Linked DNA regions of Mus musculus: regions 1 and 3 are each linked to region 2. The links are chromatin loops, found by intact Hi-C in ENCODE. Cell type or tissue: heart. All regions are shown on one strand.

Region 1 (2,500 bases), 570 kb after region 2:
GGGCGGTCGGTGCCTGCGCAGAGCCGCCTCCTCCCCGCCCCCGCCCCGCCTCCACCGCCGCCGCCGCCGCCGCCGCCGCTGCCGCTGCTGCGCCTCTGCTCCTGCCGTCCCCGCTGCAGTGCGAAGGGCTCGAAGATGGCCGGTTGGCAGAGCTACGTGGATAACCTGATGTGCGATGGCTGCTGCCAGGAGGCCGCCATTGTCGGCTACTGCGACGCCAAATACGTCTGGGCAGCCACGGCCGGGGGCGTCTTCCAGAGCATCACGGTGAGGCCCGGGGGCGCCAAGCCGGCAGGTGTGCGGCGGGCCTCTGAGAAGGGGACGCCCGCCCGCGAGGAAGGGATGCGGCTAGGGCTGAAGGGAAGGGTACCGCCGGCTTCCTCGCCCGCCCGCGAGGAAGGGGATGCAGCCGGAGCCCGGTTGCGGGCAGCTGAGCCTGGGGATGCTGCCCGAGGCCGCGCGGGGGCGGGGCGGCCGGACTCTTCGCCCCGGCGGCGCCCCGGCTTGCGGCTGCCAGGGTGGAGGAGGGGACGCCTCCCCGGGAGGCCCTCGGCGTTCGGGGAGCCCTGCGGGCTGCAGTGCGGGTCCCCGGGTGTGGGCGGGGGGAATCTGGGCGGCAGGCTGGCCCTGGATCTGGTTCGGTTGTGAGCGCGGAATGTGGGAGGCGGCAGTGGCCGGATCCCGGGAATTAATGGAGTGACTTTGCGTAGGCTTGCGGGTGTCCAGGCCGCCTAGGCTGGAGAGAAAGGTACGCGGACCACGTAGGTGGAATGGTGAATCTACTTCAGCTTGTGGTTCTATAGTTTTTTTTTTTTTTCCTCCAAGATGGCGAACTGCCATTGATTTCTCTTCTCCACCTATAGAGATTCATCGATATACTGTTATCCCCAGTTACGCAACATAGCTCTAAAAAGGGGATGGTTTAAGGGTGATTTAAAAAAATCTGGGGAGTCGCTGGAGGGGGATAACACTTCTCCAAGTCACTCCCTCTTTAGTGATGGTAGTAAAAGAACTAATACCGATTTATGCTTCACGGTGCCTCCTTTTCATGTGACTTGATGGCTTTTGACTGGGTTGCCACACATTTGGAGAATATTCGTCAACCAGTCTCCAACACTGCTTATTGTTATGCTTGTTTCTATGCAATGCTCTTTAAGATTTTGACACCAGTATCAAGTACAGGACCATTCTCTTAATTTCTTTGCTCCCCACTCCCACTCCCTCCCCTACCACATAACAGAATTCAAGTCCCATATCACAGGTGCTCAGCATTTTACTACTTAATGTGGTTTAACAAATTAGTGTGGATTCAGTCTGTGACAGGAGTGCTTTAAGATCTCCTGTCCCCATGTGGGAGGCCACAGTTCCTATAGCGAATTGACATTTGGTGATTAACTTTTTTTTCTGCAGTCTTGTCTTTGTGTGTGAGTTCCCGCTGTCTGGCTTAAGAATATTGCGGGAGTATGCTTGGAAATGGCTGGGGCCTGCTATGACTCTGCAGTTCTGATGGGGGCGACGCCTTCCTTCTTATTCATGGAACGTTAGAATGAACAGATTCTCTTTTCCGGTTCTGGTGGCTACCTCACTTTCTTTACCAATGCCCCTCCATTTTCTCTCTGATTTTGCTGTTGCTACCGCAGTGCTGTAGACAGAATCACTCTGCATTTGTCCAGAAGGAAAGCAGGTTATTGAATGGAAGGGCAAGGCAAGTTGGAGAGAAAAGAGTGGTGGCTAGAAAAGTAGGAGGGAAATATGAATTTGGAGATGTCCCACAGTCTGTGGTAACTGAGGTTCATACTACCAGGGACATTTCAAGCTGCTTGAAACAGAGATGTAAGCAGGCCCATCTGGATCGACTTTACCCAACTTTAAATTTGATGCAACATGACTAATGTGGCAAAATATGATAGTCAAGCTGTTGTATACAAGAGCTTATACCTGAATCTTTACAATTACATAAGCACCTCAAGTAGCACCTGACTTGAGATAGTTTATAAATAACTCGTTTTCAGTTTGCACCTAGTGTCAACTGCCAACTATTTAGGGAAACTCTCTGTATGGTTGATACACACTGGCTTTTAGTTAGCAGGCCTCACTGTTCGCTGCAAAAGCAAACTAATGTGTAAATCATGTAACCACGAAGGAATAGGTAATAATAAAAACAGCTATCTTGATTCTACGGTAGCACACAGTTTGTTGTATCAGATTCTGATTAACTGTAATTTTTTTCTTCTTTGTTTTGGGTGGCCAGCCAGTAGAAATAGATATGATTGTAGGAAAAGACCGGGAAGGTTTCTTTACCAACGGTTTGACTCTTGGAGCAAAGAAGTGTTCTGTGATCAGAGATAGCCTATACGTTGATGGTGACTGCACAATGGACATCCGGACAAAGAGTCAAGGTGGGGAGCCAACATACAACGTTGCTGTTGGCAGGGCCGGGAGAGGTGAGTAGGCTTTTTTTTTTCTCCTTAAAAGTTGCATGTCATATTACAACTAGGGT
Region 2 (2,500 bases):
CTTCAAAACTTTGAATTGATTTTTACCAAATTTAAGTTTTAAAAATAAAGACCCTAAGTGGAAACAAACTCCCCAAACTGCATCTTAAGATATTTGGGGCAAGCAACTCTATCAGATATTCAAAATTTAAAAAAATGTACATACCTGTCTTCATCACCATCAACAGGAATAGCTATGCTGAATACAGAGGTGGCCAGACTGTTCATAGGTGTTAACTGAAGAGGGTTTGTCAGGGCATCTGCAACTGGAGGCTTCACAACAGGCTTACTTTCAGCAATGAGAGAAAGTGGTGCTTGAGGTAGGGGTTCTGATTTTCTTCTAGTATCGTCAACTTGCCCGACTAAAGGCTGGGTCTGAGTCTGAAACTGGCTTAGGTCAGACTGTGGTAGACTTGTTGGTGCACTGTGTGTGCCTTGAGCTAAGGGTGAACCAACTTGCTGGATGACGCTGCTGCTCCGGCTGACTGGCGTATGGCTGCTCAGCTGCTGAGACTGGCCCAGAGGCGCGGGTACATTTGGCATAGTAACAGAAGTGGTGGGCACACTAGGCACGCTTGGAACGGGTACCGCTGCAGGCACGTTTGGAACTCCGGGCACCACGGTGTGAGGACCACCAGGCACGGCTGGCAGCTGACCACTGCCACCCATCTGCTGCGGAGGCTGCACGGGCTGGGGCTGCCCAACCCCAGTAAGCCCGGAGCCTGGCTGCACCACGCCTCCTAGAGCAGCTGGGGCCACTCCGGCCGGCTGACAAGGAGCGGCCTGGCCTACAGGAACCGGACCCGGGGCCACAGCTTCACTGGGCTGGGCGGAGGCGCCCATCATCTGGGCACCCAAGGAGGAGACGCTCTGGCCAGACCCCAGAGGAAAGCTGGCCGCGGAAGCAGAGGTGGCGCTAGCGCTGGTAGACAAGGGCTGCGCAGGGCTTGGCGGCTGCAGGGCCACGTGCGGCGGCAGGTACTCACTCTGGCCGGATGGCTGCATCGGCAACAAATGCCCGGGTGGTATCTGAGGCTGGGGATAGGCGAACTGCTGTGACAACGAGGAGCCGCCGGCCGGGCCGGGCTGAGCTGCCAGGGCCACAGGCTGCGCCAGGTTGACATTCGGCGGCGGCGGCAGCCCCTGACCGACAGGCCCGGGGAGGGCGCCTCCGGCCACGGCTCCCTGGAGCTGGGTTGGCTGAACGGCTGCTGTCATTGGCTGCGGCCCGGTCGCCGCTCCCGGGAACGGCGGCAGCGACGCCGAACTTGGAGCCACAGCCCCACCTACGGGCGGTGGAGGCTGCGGCTGCCCGACGCTGAAACTCTGCGGCTGGGCGAGAGTGGGCTGGCTCATTTTCTCCGACGGGGGTAGCTGTGACACAGCAGTCAAGGAGCTGTCAGTTCCCGAGTCCAGCCCGTGCGCCCCCTGCATGGAGGCCACCACCACCACCACCGACCCTCCGGTGGCTCCCAGGCCGCTGTCCCGCTCCGCAGTCTGCTCCAAAGTATTGCTGTGTCTAATGCAATCCCCGGACCTGGTGAGGACGCTGCTATCCGAATCCCGCTCGTAGTATTCCATACACGTCCATCGGCCGCGCCGGTACGGCTCCCCGCTCCCGTGGTCTAGTTTGATCACGCGGAAACGCGAACTACAAGTGGCAGGGGGCTGAGATGGAGTTGCACTACTCGGCCCAGGAGTGGACACCGAAGCGGCGGCCGCCGCCAGGGTCTGGGCGAGTGCCCCCGCCACGCTCCGGGCCGACACGCCACCGCCGCCTCCGTTGGCGGGCGCAGCTGAAGCGGCTGCCAGCTGCCCATCCAGGATGAGGTTCGGGGACACGGTCCCGGGAGTTTCCGCATCCCCGACATTGTTGAGCGTCTCTTCCGAGGAGCTACGCTCGCACACCTCCTCCGGGCCGTAATCCGTGGCCCGGGAAACGTCGAAGATCTCGGAGGACACGTCCTCCGTGCGCGACTCGTCCGGGTCGTCCAGGCTCTCGGTGTCCTCGGTGATGCTGGTGGCCACCTGAGCCGTGGTGACACTGGTGATCTGGAAGCAGCTCTTCTTCTTGGCCGGCATCTTGGACATGGTGGAAGAGGCTGGAGGGCAGAGGCTCCTCTGGGACCCCACCGGAAACCGAGAAGGGCCGAGCACGGGCCCCCAAAGACAAAGTCCGAGTTCGCGCCTGGGTCTACGGCCCACGCCGCCAAGTCACGGGCTGCTCTGGGCGCCGGCGTCTCGGCGCGACATCCTCCTCCTCCCTCCTCACCTCCCGCGGCAGGGGTGCCTCAATTCAACTCCTCAGCGACGGCCCGAGCGTGGTCCAGGGGCGGGCCGGCTGCTCCAACAGCTCAGCCTCCGCGGTCAGTCCAGCCCGGCGCTCGGCGCGGTCAGCAGGCCCGGCTGGGGGTGGAGCGCAGGGCGCAGGAGGCGGCGGCGGCGGCGTGAGGGGCGGTTCTGCCCCGCTCGGGCTCTCCTGGCCGGGTCCCGCGGCTGCTCCCGCGCGGCGACGCGGAGGA
Region 3 (2,500 bases), 250 kb after region 2:
TCTTAATAACACATGTATTCATCACTTAGCTTCAGTATTATTGAGTCCTGGACAGTACAGACTCCCATCCACTTGTATCTCATACAACTATTATTTTGAAGAAAATTCCCATGTACCATTCACACATAAACATAAAAAGAATTTTTATAATATCAACAAATATTTCCTTCATTAACTCTTATTTTTTTTAAAAAAGATAATTAATATTATCAAATATCCAGACAGTTAAATTCATTTGCCTCCATTTTTTTTTTACCAGAATCAGTGTGCAATGGAGTCTTTAATTCTAATTGGATAAAAAGCCATAGACAGACGAATGATGGGTAGATAGATGAATAGATGGATGGACAGACAGACAGATGGCAGGCAGATTCTCTCCTCTGTCACACTGGAGAATTCTGATTGTTCTTCTCATGAGGTTTTCTTGAGCCTTGATCTGGTGGCTGTATCTGATGGTGTCATTTAACGCGTTCCTTTCCTCTCAAACGTTTGGTCAGATCCAAGGCTGGACAAGAATCAGGCTTGATATTTTGTCCAGAACACTTGAACTGCTATGTTTTAGACCTCCAGCAAGGCCACATGATTTTCCTGTCTCTCCATGACGTTACCACGCACCCCCCACCCATGTCATTGGGCCTACTTTGGGAAACAGAAAATTATATAGTAATTTAAAATAACGGAAGTTTAATATACAGAATTATTAAAATAATAGCTGTGGAGGTGTAAAGTTGCTTCTGAAGGGCACCCTATATCTGAGGGAGAATAGCAAAGAAAAACAACCCTGAAATAGGGGCTCTCCCTAAGGCCGGACTTTTGACATTGTTGAAGGCAAAAGCTTGAGTGAGGCACAATAGCCAGTAGCTGGGGACACTAGGCTATCTGGTAGGTGCATGTTCATACTTGCCATGCAAGAAGGGAAGGATGCAAAAGGTACAGGCGAGCTGAGGCTATGGCTGTTTACCTACCATACACAAATAGGAAGTGTAAGGACTCGTGTGAAGCATTCACACTTGGAGGGCTTTAAGAAACAAAGTCCTGCTGCCTTGTCAGCCAGCTGTAGATGGAAAGTGGTCAGGAGGTCTGTGTAAAACTGGTACGTTACAAGGGTGAAGGCAAGGGGTCTCTGAGTCCAGGCAGAGGATCCGGGAGAAGGACTGTACACTGTAGCGATCTTGATGGCACATGGCCTGGCTGATGAGCCTACATGTGCACTGCTGGAGGTCAGACACCAGGAGTAAAACCAAGTGAAAAGCCCCTTGTTCCTGTAGTGTCTCTTTAGCGCCCTCTACTGATGAAGCGTCAAATCATGCGCGTTGGGAAGGAGAAGTGTTTCGAATTCCTTCAATGAATGACCCCAGAGCACTGAAACGGTGGACTTAGGGTTTAAAGGCAGTAAATTAGTAACTGATATAACGGTCACTGTTAACTTTCATTGTTTCTTTGGAGGCTGCAAAACGGTGGTAATTTGGTTTTATTGATCTCCCTGTATTTGCTGGATGCTTGTACGGGGAGAACTTTCCCACGTCCTCTTGAGTACCCCAGGCACCGTGTATACAAGCACCAGGCTCCTTCCCTGTTGCCAGTTGTTTTTGTTTGTTTGGGTTTTTTGTTTTGTTTTTTTGTTTGTCTGTTTGTTTGTTTTTTAACATGTCTTCTTTCTCCATCCAGGCCTAGATTCGTGTAAAAGCTATTTTCTACCGACCACATCTTTCTGGGTGAGTCTTGGTTCTGCCCACAAAGCCCCTTAACGGGGTGTATGGAGATAGAGCTGTTTGCTCCCACCTCATGTCACCCTCACCTAATGAACCTAATGAAATGGGTATCCGCTCAGGGAAAGGAAAGACGACTTCCAAGTCTCCCAGCTGGTGATGGGAGGAAATGGGGTTAGAAGACAGGCTGTTTGACTCTGAGCTGAGTCTGGGAAGACCTTATATTCAGCTTGTTTCTCCTGGGATAACTTCAAGCTCGGGTCTCCTGGGTCTTCATCTCTTCTCTATTTGCTTTTGAATTTCAAGGTCATGGCTCTTAGCATCATTGTTGAGAACTCCCAGTTTCTCTCCCAGGTTGGTCACACACTCCAGTGGGGTGGGATCTTTATGGAGGGGCCGGTGCACGCTGATTAACTTCTGCTTTTTGTCTTGTCTCACATGGGTGGGCAGGTGCTTCTGCCCTCTCCAGGTTTTTGTCCCTTCCTCTGTCTCCTCCTCCACACAGAAGAGAATGGGAACTTCTCAGGGGATGGTGAGAGAGAAACAGTAACTGCTGACCCTGGTAGTGACTTGAAGACGGACTGATTCTCCTCCCTGCTCCATTTCCAGAAGCCATGATCCAGCTGTGAAGGCCCAGTCACTCCAACTACGTGGGCCGCTGAAAATCCAGTTTCAACCTGCTTCTCTTTCCCTCTCTTCTCCAGTTCAACCCCATCCTTCAAAAACTCACCTAATTCCTCTGGGAATTAGTCTCTTCCCCCAGGGTCACCAATTCTGCTTGCTAATCTCCT

Evidence for each region. Hi-C counts contacts between places; a loop is a spot of excess contacts. Peaks named below come from ENCODE experiments on the same cell type or tissue, not always from the same donor. Only the 100,000 strongest peaks of a DNase experiment are listed, where the experiment ranks them.
Region 1: it touches region 2 in a loop (4-fold over the local background); 16 of 42 quality-filtered maps call a loop at or near these places.
Region 3: a loop joins it to region 2, with 4 times the contacts of the local background. A loop is called at or near these places in 17 of 42 quality-filtered maps.

Annotation. Positions count from the first base shown.
Region 1 is chr3:57,845,118-57,847,617 of GRCm38, reverse strand. It overlaps Pfn2 (profilin 2), which reads left to right. Exons shown (of 3, transcript NM_019410.3): 1 at 1-267; 2 at 2,252-2,444. The coding sequence starts at 136. Among named protein-coding and RNA genes, the nearest start is that of Pfn2, 1.4 kb to the left of the region's middle. In heart, a CTCF peak has its summit at 1,504; DNase peaks (open chromatin) are centred at 307 and 567; H3K4me3 peaks cover 1,809 bases; H3K27ac peaks cover 1,309 bases.
Region 2 is chr3:58,415,258-58,417,757 of GRCm38, reverse strand. It overlaps Tsc22d2 (TSC22 domain family, member 2), which reads right to left. Exons shown (of 4, transcript NM_001081229.2): 1 at 145-2,500. The coding sequence starts at 2,069. Among named protein-coding and RNA genes, the nearest start is that of Tsc22d2, 1.8 kb to the right of the region's middle. In heart, a CTCF peak has its summit at 1,274; DNase peaks (open chromatin) are centred at 737, 1,277 and 2,417; H3K4me3 peaks cover 2,500 bases; H3K27ac peaks cover 2,500 bases.
Region 3 is chr3:58,162,722-58,165,221 of GRCm38, reverse strand. It overlaps Gm40056 (a long non-coding RNA gene), which reads right to left. Exons shown (of 6, transcript XR_003954487.1): 5 at 966-2,500. 1700007F19Rik (RIKEN cDNA 1700007F19 gene) reads left to right here and starts at 1,415. Exons shown (of 6, transcript NR_040538.1): 1 at 1,415-1,460; 2 at 1,669-1,715. In heart, a CTCF peak has its summit at 1,272 (motif pointing left); a DNase peak (open chromatin) is centred at 1,251; H3K27ac peaks cover 883 bases.